Linked DNA regions of Homo sapiens: region 2 is linked to region 1. The links are chromatin contacts, found by Hi-C in ENCODE. All regions are on one chromosome and are shown on one strand. The core of a region is the stretch at or near the end of the contact, and the rest is flanking DNA. Distances in the headings are between cores, read along the strand shown. Region 1 holds the start of SH3TC2 (SH3 domain and tetratricopeptide repeats 2). Region 2 holds the start of AFAP1L1 (actin filament associated protein 1 like 1).

What was found. A loop is a pair of places that touch in the nucleus more often than their neighbours do. Pooled maps may share reads with other maps.
Region 2: a map of dorsolateral prefrontal cortex shows a loop between it and region 1 (4-fold over the local background). The contact joins the promoter of AFAP1L1 here to the promoter of SH3TC2 in region 1. A Hi-C loop is called at or near these places in 6 of 168 maps with a recorded cell type or tissue (Calu3, PC-3, Panc1 and 3 more) and 4 of 50 pooled maps.

What each region holds. Positions count from the first base shown.
Region 1 is chr5:149,061,449-149,065,125 of GRCh38, reverse strand. It overlaps SH3TC2 (SH3 domain and tetratricopeptide repeats 2), which reads left to right and starts at 2,064. Exons shown (of 17, transcript NM_024577.4): 1 at 2,064-2,155. The coding sequence starts at 2,104. MIR584 (microRNA 584) reads left to right here and starts at 2,717; the gene lies at 2,717-2,813. SH3TC2-DT (SH3TC2 divergent transcript) reads right to left here and starts at 1,809. Exons shown (of 3, transcript NR_122044.1): 1 at 1,452-1,809; 2 at 768-876. RefSeq lists a silencer at 1,806-2,100.
Region 2 is chr5:149,269,829-149,273,505 of GRCh38, reverse strand. AFAP1L1 (actin filament associated protein 1 like 1) reads right to left here and starts at 1,647. Exons shown (of 19, transcript NM_152406.4): 1 at 1,522-1,647. The coding sequence starts at 1,537. RefSeq lists enhancers at 47-586, 587-1,128, 1,129-1,668.

The sequences.
Region 1 (3,677 bases), core at 815-3,314:
TAAAGAAACTCTTGTCCTTTCATTGTGGGCCCAAGAAAACATTTGAATTCATATTCAAAAACACTGTACTTCAGTAAGGGAAACACATGAGAAACGTATGGGAAGTAGATACTTTAAATAGACCTGCACAGAGAAAACATCCTCCCCGGTGGCAATGTGATCAGAGAGACCCCATCCCTCCTGCGCTCTACTCCCTGCCCCAGCTCTCATCTCCTGGGCTTTGTGTAAATGGTTAGCTGGCTCCAGAGGTTTCAGTCCTTCCTAGGCCTTTCTCATTGTGTGTCCTAGTAGTCATGGGAGAACCCACAATGTATCCCATGTATCAGAAACGTGATTCTTCTGGGCTGTGGAATCAACTAGACCTTGCTCAGTCTTGACTCTGACATTCATAAATGGTGGGAGAAGGGAGGGAGTTGGACAAGTTATACACTCCTCTTTATCCGTTTCCTCACTTACAAAGTAGAAATGATGCCTACATTATGGGGCTGTTATGGGATTTGAATAGAATAATGTACAGTGAGAGCCTGGCCCACAGTAAACATTCAGTAACTGTGTCTCAGGATGAGTCAGGATGGAGACGGGAGCAGTGCTTCAGAGACAGGCTCAAGACCCTGTCCTCTGGGGCTAGGCTGGTGTGTGAGGTGGATACTCCTGATCTCTGGTGGGACTGACCCCTAGGCCATTCTTCACCTGGTCACCCAAGTGCTCCTCTCAGAATATAAACTTGATCAGGCCACTGCCGTCCTAAAAATGCTGGTGATACTGACCTCAAGTTCAGCCTCCAAATAGCCTGCAACATAGGCCTGGCAGGACCTTCTCTTGGCTCACACCTCCTGTTCTTTGGGCCTCTCACCAGGGTCCTTTCACCACTTTGCTCTAGTCATGAAGGAAACATTGGGTGAGCAGTGCTCTTTGAGCTTGGTTGTTAGAGCAGTCATGCTTCCGTCCTACCTTGCTGGCATTCAGCCATATTTTCTCCATCTCCTTTGCAAGATCTCATGGGAGGTTTTCTGAAATTTAGCCACAGTGTCAACTGGATTCCCCTGCTCCACTGCCTATCTGAAACAGGAAAGAGGTTAGTCTTGTGGGACCAGTTTTGCTTGCATACCTGTAGACTTGCTGTATTTTTTCTTTTAGTTTTATTTTTAATTGACACATAATAATTCTACACATTTATGGGCTAGAATGTGATGTTTCAATATATCTATGTATTGTGTAATGAACAAATCAAGGTAATTATCATATCCATCATCTCAAACATCATTGTTTTTTTGTGGTGAGAACATTCAAAATCCTCTCTTCTATGTTGAAATATACAATACGTTATTAACTGTAGTCCCCCTACTGTGCAATAGAACACTAGAACTTACTCCTCCTATGTAACTCTAACCTTTTACCTATTGACCAACCTCTCCCCATCCTTTGATGTATTTGGTTCTCCATCCCCTCACCTGTAAAATGCTGGGCTTCATCAGGTGATCTCCTGGATTCTTTTCCTGCACACCAGCAGCTGGGGGTTTGCATGTTCCCCAGTGAGGAGCTGGCTCATTGATGCTGCTAGGTCCAAGTGAAATGCTGCACCCACAGCTCCAACTTTATCAGAGAGCCAAGGGAGGCCTTTGCAGAGAGAGACTGGGTGGAGATCACTGTAAAGGGGTGGCAGGCCAGTCAGTGTGGGCCAAGTCAGTCGGGGAGGGAGCAAGAAGAGCAGTCTTGATCTCTGGGATGTTCTCTGCCCTCCTCCCCAGCCCTGGCTGCCCTCACAAGAACCAAACTGTGTATCTCAATCCTAGAATGCGAGGAATGTGCTGCAGGCTGATAGGCATGAAGCGATCTGCTGAGAGGCAGGGAGGAGCCCTGTTCCCCAGGCCTGACAGTGCAGGAGCTGTGGGCCTGCAGGCTGGGCTGGGCTGCCCCTCCCACCCTCCCTGGGCCTCCTGCTGTAGCCGGGATATCAAAGGCTGCATTGTGCATTGAGCAGGCCTCGGTCCCTCGTGTGCCAGGGAGGAGGCGGGAGGAGGGACACCGTTGGGAGGCTGTCCCTTGCAGCACTCTTCTGGCCTGTGTTCCCAAGGGCCTCGGCCAGGGTAGGATGGTACACACATGGGTGGCTGCTTCTGCATCCCCAGGGAGCGGAGTCTGACCCGGGGCCCAGGTGAGTTTCCCAGGGGGCCCTTGGCCTGTGGCTTGGCCAAAGTGGATGGTCCAGTAGAGGCTCAGGGACCTGCTGGGTTGGAGAAACTTTTCTCCCAAAGATGGGGAGATGATTGTGCTTTCTGGCTGCCTCTCCTTCCTCCCTGGGTAAGTGTTTGTCATGCTGGCTCTGTAAAAAGGGAGCAAAGCCTGGAAGCATCTATTTTTTCCTGAAGAAAGAGCCTTTGAGTTTACTCTGTCAGGAGCTGAGCAGCACTGCTCCTGGCTGCCACTCCCAGGGTGTGACTAAGCCCTTCCTTCCTTTCTTCCCGAGATCCCCCCAGGACAGGAAGAAAGTTCAGGCAGTGAGTTCCTCTGTGGCCTATGGGTGGCCATAAACTTGGCCTTAGTCATTCAAGCCTATTTTTGTCAGGGTTGCTGTTACTGGAGAAAAACAGGCAGTTTCCTGCCTCCACCTATTACAGAGTGATTTGTGTGTGAGTGCATGTGTGAGTGTGTGCATCAAGTTGAGGCAATGGAGAGTTGTTGCTCTAAGAAATTGTCAACTCATGGGAGAGTGACTTAGGGTGACCAGCCATTATGGTTTGCCTGGGACTGAGGAATTTGCTGGGATATGTCAGTTCCAGGCCAACCAGGCTGGTTGGTCTCCCTGAAGCAACCTTCTTGCTTTTTTTCAGAGGAGAATCAAGGTAGGGCCCTGTGTTCTCTTGTGTGGTGTTTATCAGGATGAGTGGTGGCTTTGGGGAAATGTGGGGTTAGATTGGTGGGGGGAGGCTTGCTTGGGAGATAGGGGAACATTGCTCCAAGGAATCATTCCTAACCCTTGTTAGAACTCTGTGTCTTCCTGGAGCTCCACCATGGTTCCTGAGAGAAGGAGCTAAGGAGCATCCCCTAGCTGAGGGCTTTCTACTCTCTGACAGACAACTTTCTTCTTTAGTCTTATGACTTGGGCTTGTAGAAGGCACTTGAGGTCATTAAAGTGAACCCAAAACAACCATATTCTGCTTCCTCTGCTTGAAGTCTTGATCTAGGCACCTTGGCACCTACAGCAGGGAGTGTCCCCCCAAATGATGCCCTTGGCACAAAAGGCACGACTTTAGCTATGAACAATTTCGCTTCTCCAGATTTCTCAGATGTAAACACTTTTCAGTCCCTCCCCCTAAGTCCTATTGTCATTGTGCCCCATGAGAGTAGAAACAGCATGGAGGGAGACGTGCAGGACCACTGGTCGGAGATCGGGGTTCTAGATCTGACTTCCTCTAGCTCTAGTTATGCAGTTGTCATCTTGGCTACTCACTTGGTCTTTGAGGCCAAAGTGTCTGGATTTTATCTTGGTTCTTTTACTTGCCTCGACAACTTATTTAACTTCTCTGTGTTTCAGTTTCCTTATCTGTAGCTTTTATGACATGATTATGTCTTCTTCATAGAGCTGTGGTGGAGATTAAGTCTACATGTGAAATGGTGAAACAGTCTGGTGCACAGTTAGTTGAGCACAATAAAATTCACCATTGTTAATTCCATTT
Region 2 (3,677 bases), core at 398-2,897, 210 kb before region 1:
GGGGAGGGGCAAGTGAGGAGGTTGAACTGGAAGCCAGGAGTCCCCTCTGGCCCTCTGAGCTCGCCAAGCCTGACTTTCCGTTTAACAGGAGTAAGGGAGGTTACCCCACACCTGCTCCCGGCTCATCCCTGCCCCAGTGCCTGCTAATTGCTCCCATGCCCCTGTTCCCTTCTTTTTTTCCTCCCTTCGGGGGCTCAGCACAGCAAACAGGCAGATGGGGGAGAGGTGTGAGATTATCGTGGGGAGGGGAATGAATTTTCCATTATTAATAACAGCAACAACAACAACACTTCGCCTGTTGGCACAGCACTCACTAGTTTATCTAGTGCCGTCACACCTGTGATCTCTTTGGATCCCAGAGGTGCAGACTGAAACCCTGGGGTTCTGATTCCCAGCCTCTGACACTGTTCACATGTCCAAGCAGGCCACTTCTTTACAGACACACACATGCCCATCTGGCCATTGCCAAAGGCCATGTCTAGACCTTTACTTAAAATGTGCGCTGCCGGGCGCGGTGGCTCACGCCCGTAATCCCAGCACTTTGAGAGGCCGGGGCCGGCTGATCACCTGAGGTCAGGAGCTCCAGACCAGCCTGGCCAATATGGTGAAACCCCGTCTCTGTTAAAAATACAAAAATTAGCCGGGTGTGGTGGCGCATGCCTCTAATCCCAGCTATTCGGGAGGCTGAGGTAGGAGAATCGCTTGAACCCGGGAGGCGGAGGTTGCAGTGAGCCAAGATCGCGCCACTTCACTCCAGCCTGGGCAACAAGAGCGAAACTCCGTCTCAAACAAAACAAAACAAACAGAAAAAAATGTGCGCTAGCCCCCTACGAATGCTGCCCTCTCGGCTTATGTCAATCTCAATTTCAGTAAGTCCCCTCCACTTCTGTGAAACGTCTACCAAATACACTGGAAAAGGGTCGGCAAGGTGCCTTGGAGACCATCTAGTCCAACTTTGTCGCTGGTCCAGAGAGAAGGGCTGGGCCGAGGACACAGCTGGTGCGGGATAGAACCACCCCCGCCTCCTCCCTCCCTGGCGCACACATGCATGCACACGCGCGCCTGCTCACGGCGCTCCTCCTTCTCGCAATGCCCTAGGCAGCTGCAAACTTCGGTCCCCTAGAGCTTCTCCCTAGGGGCTGCCCACAGCGGGTGTTTCGGGAGTTGAACCTGTACACCTTGTTTTCCCCTTTAGAGTGGAATGAGGTGGGAGGAGCTCGCTGTCCTCCGGAAACTAGAGGGGGATCTTTTATGAAGTTACAAATCGTTAGCCTATGAAAACTCTGATTTCACACACGAGAGGCGAGTTGGCCCCAGGACACGGGCGTTGACACGCACCGGGTTGTCCCGGCAGCCGAAGGCACCTTTGCATAAGCGCCGCGTCTCCCAGTCCCCTCCGAGCGTTCCTCAGCCCCCGCCCCACCGCCCGCCTCTCTCCCTCCTCCTCTCCGGCTTCAGATCGTCCAGTCTCCCTTTCCCGCCCGGCGCCGCAACAAGTGCGGGCGTCGCGGCCCCTCTTACCCTGGCCTCGGTCCATGGCGCCGGCCCGGTCCCCGGGGAGCGGGCCGCAGGGCGCAGGGGCTCCGGCGCGGCTGGTAGCGGCCGGCGCGCTGCGCTCTCAGGCCAGCCCAGCGGCCGGCGCTCTCTGCGGTCCCCTCCCCCAGACAGGATGCTCGCCGGCAGCCCCCGCCCCGCCCGCGCCCGCGCCCGCCCCTCAGAGCCGCTCCCGGAATAGACCCGAGCACGCCTCGCCCCCTGGGCCGCAGCCCGCTGTCCCGTGGTGCCGCACACGCCCCGCCGCGCCCTGCCGCTCGCTCGCCCTCCGCGGCGCTCCCACTTGGGCTTGGAGGACCCTTTTCCCCGTCCGCACGCGTTCGTTCCCGCGCCCGCGCGGCCTGCCCCAGCCCGGACCCAGGAGGTGTGCGGCTTTGCTTGCACTCCGCTAGCGATGGGGTCTTACCACCGCACCCCTCAGCCGGCTCCATGCCGGAATGCGGAGACTGTTGGAGCGCGTTTTTATCCTAGGGAATCAAAACCCCCTTCCCTGCAGCCGCCACCCATTTCCTGGCTTTGGGCTTGTCTTCTCCATTCGCCGCGGGTCTTTCTTGAGCACCTTCTAAGCCAGACAGTGGGCCCGCGGCGATGCCGGTGCAATGTCAGTGGTGTTGCGAAAGAGGAGTTAAATAATAACAAAGATCTTCAGAAAGAAAAGCACCTGGGAAAGGGAGAAAGAGAGGCTTGCTGAAAGGTGGGCAAGGGCTTGGGACACTTTCAACTTTTGAGGTTCCTTGTGTACTAAAACGTGAAAACATAACGAGGATCTGGGAGAATTCAGAAAAAGAATAGAAAAATGAGTAACACGTGAAAACATGCAGAACAGGGTGATAAAAAATGTGGAAATGAATACTTTTAGCATACAAAATACAGTGCAATATAAGTGTACTTTTCGCAAGATTGTAGAAAATATTGCTATGACCAGTGTGGAACAGTAATGGGATCTAAGTTTAAAGCTGTATGAAGAATGTCAACTTCTTCACCTTATTAGTATATCCCTGTGAAAATAGGTCTCACTCATTTATACACAATATCAAATGTCTGACTTTAAGACCCTTCATAAAGTCCAGGACCAATTGTTCTCCTAGACACTGCTCCTCCCACCATGGGCCAGGCCATGGTTTTCAGCTTTGAGCTGACCACTGTTCCCTACTTAGAACATTCTGGAACAGGGAACAGCTACCACAGAGGTATGGAGGCAACAAAAGGCCTGGGAAAGACCCTCCTGTACTTTCCTGGACTGGGAATATTTTCTTTTCTTCTTTTTTTTTTTTCTTGAAAAGTCTCCCTTTGTCGCCGAGGCTGGAGTGCAGTGGCGCGATCTCGGCTCACTGCAACCTCTGCCTCCCGGGTTCAAGCAATTCTCCTGCCTCAGCCTCCTGAGTAGCTGGAATTACAGGCGCCCACCATCACTCCGGGCAAATTTTTGTATTTTTAGTAGAGACGACGTTTCGCCATGTTGGCCAGGCTGGTCTCGAACTCCTGACCTCAGGTGATCCACCTGCCTCGGCCTCCCAAAGTGCTGGGATTACAGGCGCCAGCCACCTAGCCTGGCCGGGAATATTTTCTCTATTGCTTTTATGGGCAAATTAAAATTAACATTTTCTTAAAATATTGCATCAGTAATTTAGTGTGTGTGTGTGTGAGCACTCAGACCAAATGTGATGTTGTGAACAGTGTATGAAAACTTGTGCATGGCTCTTGTTCTGTTAGTTTGGTGCAAAAGTAATAGTGGTTTTTGCCACTGAAAGTAATGGCAAAAAACGCTATTACTTTTGCTCCAATCTAAATACTACATAGTATAATAACTTTTCGTCAATGAGGTTTTCTTGCTCATCTGTGCTATGGGAAGCCTCATACTGTAAGTCCTCACAGGACTGTTGGTAGGGCAAATGAAATAATACAAACCCACTTTATAAACCACAAACAGCTATAAAATATGAGCCATTATTATTTTCTGAGTTCCTTTTTGTTGCTGTCCCCTTTTCCAATTTGAAAAGGTCAGTTTCAATTCTAAAGCAGCCAACCAACAATTTACCAGTGGATTAAGTTTTAAAAGTTTATTGTTTGAACTCTGAACACTTGGAAACAAGGCCATAAATTGTATTTTATTTTATTTTTTA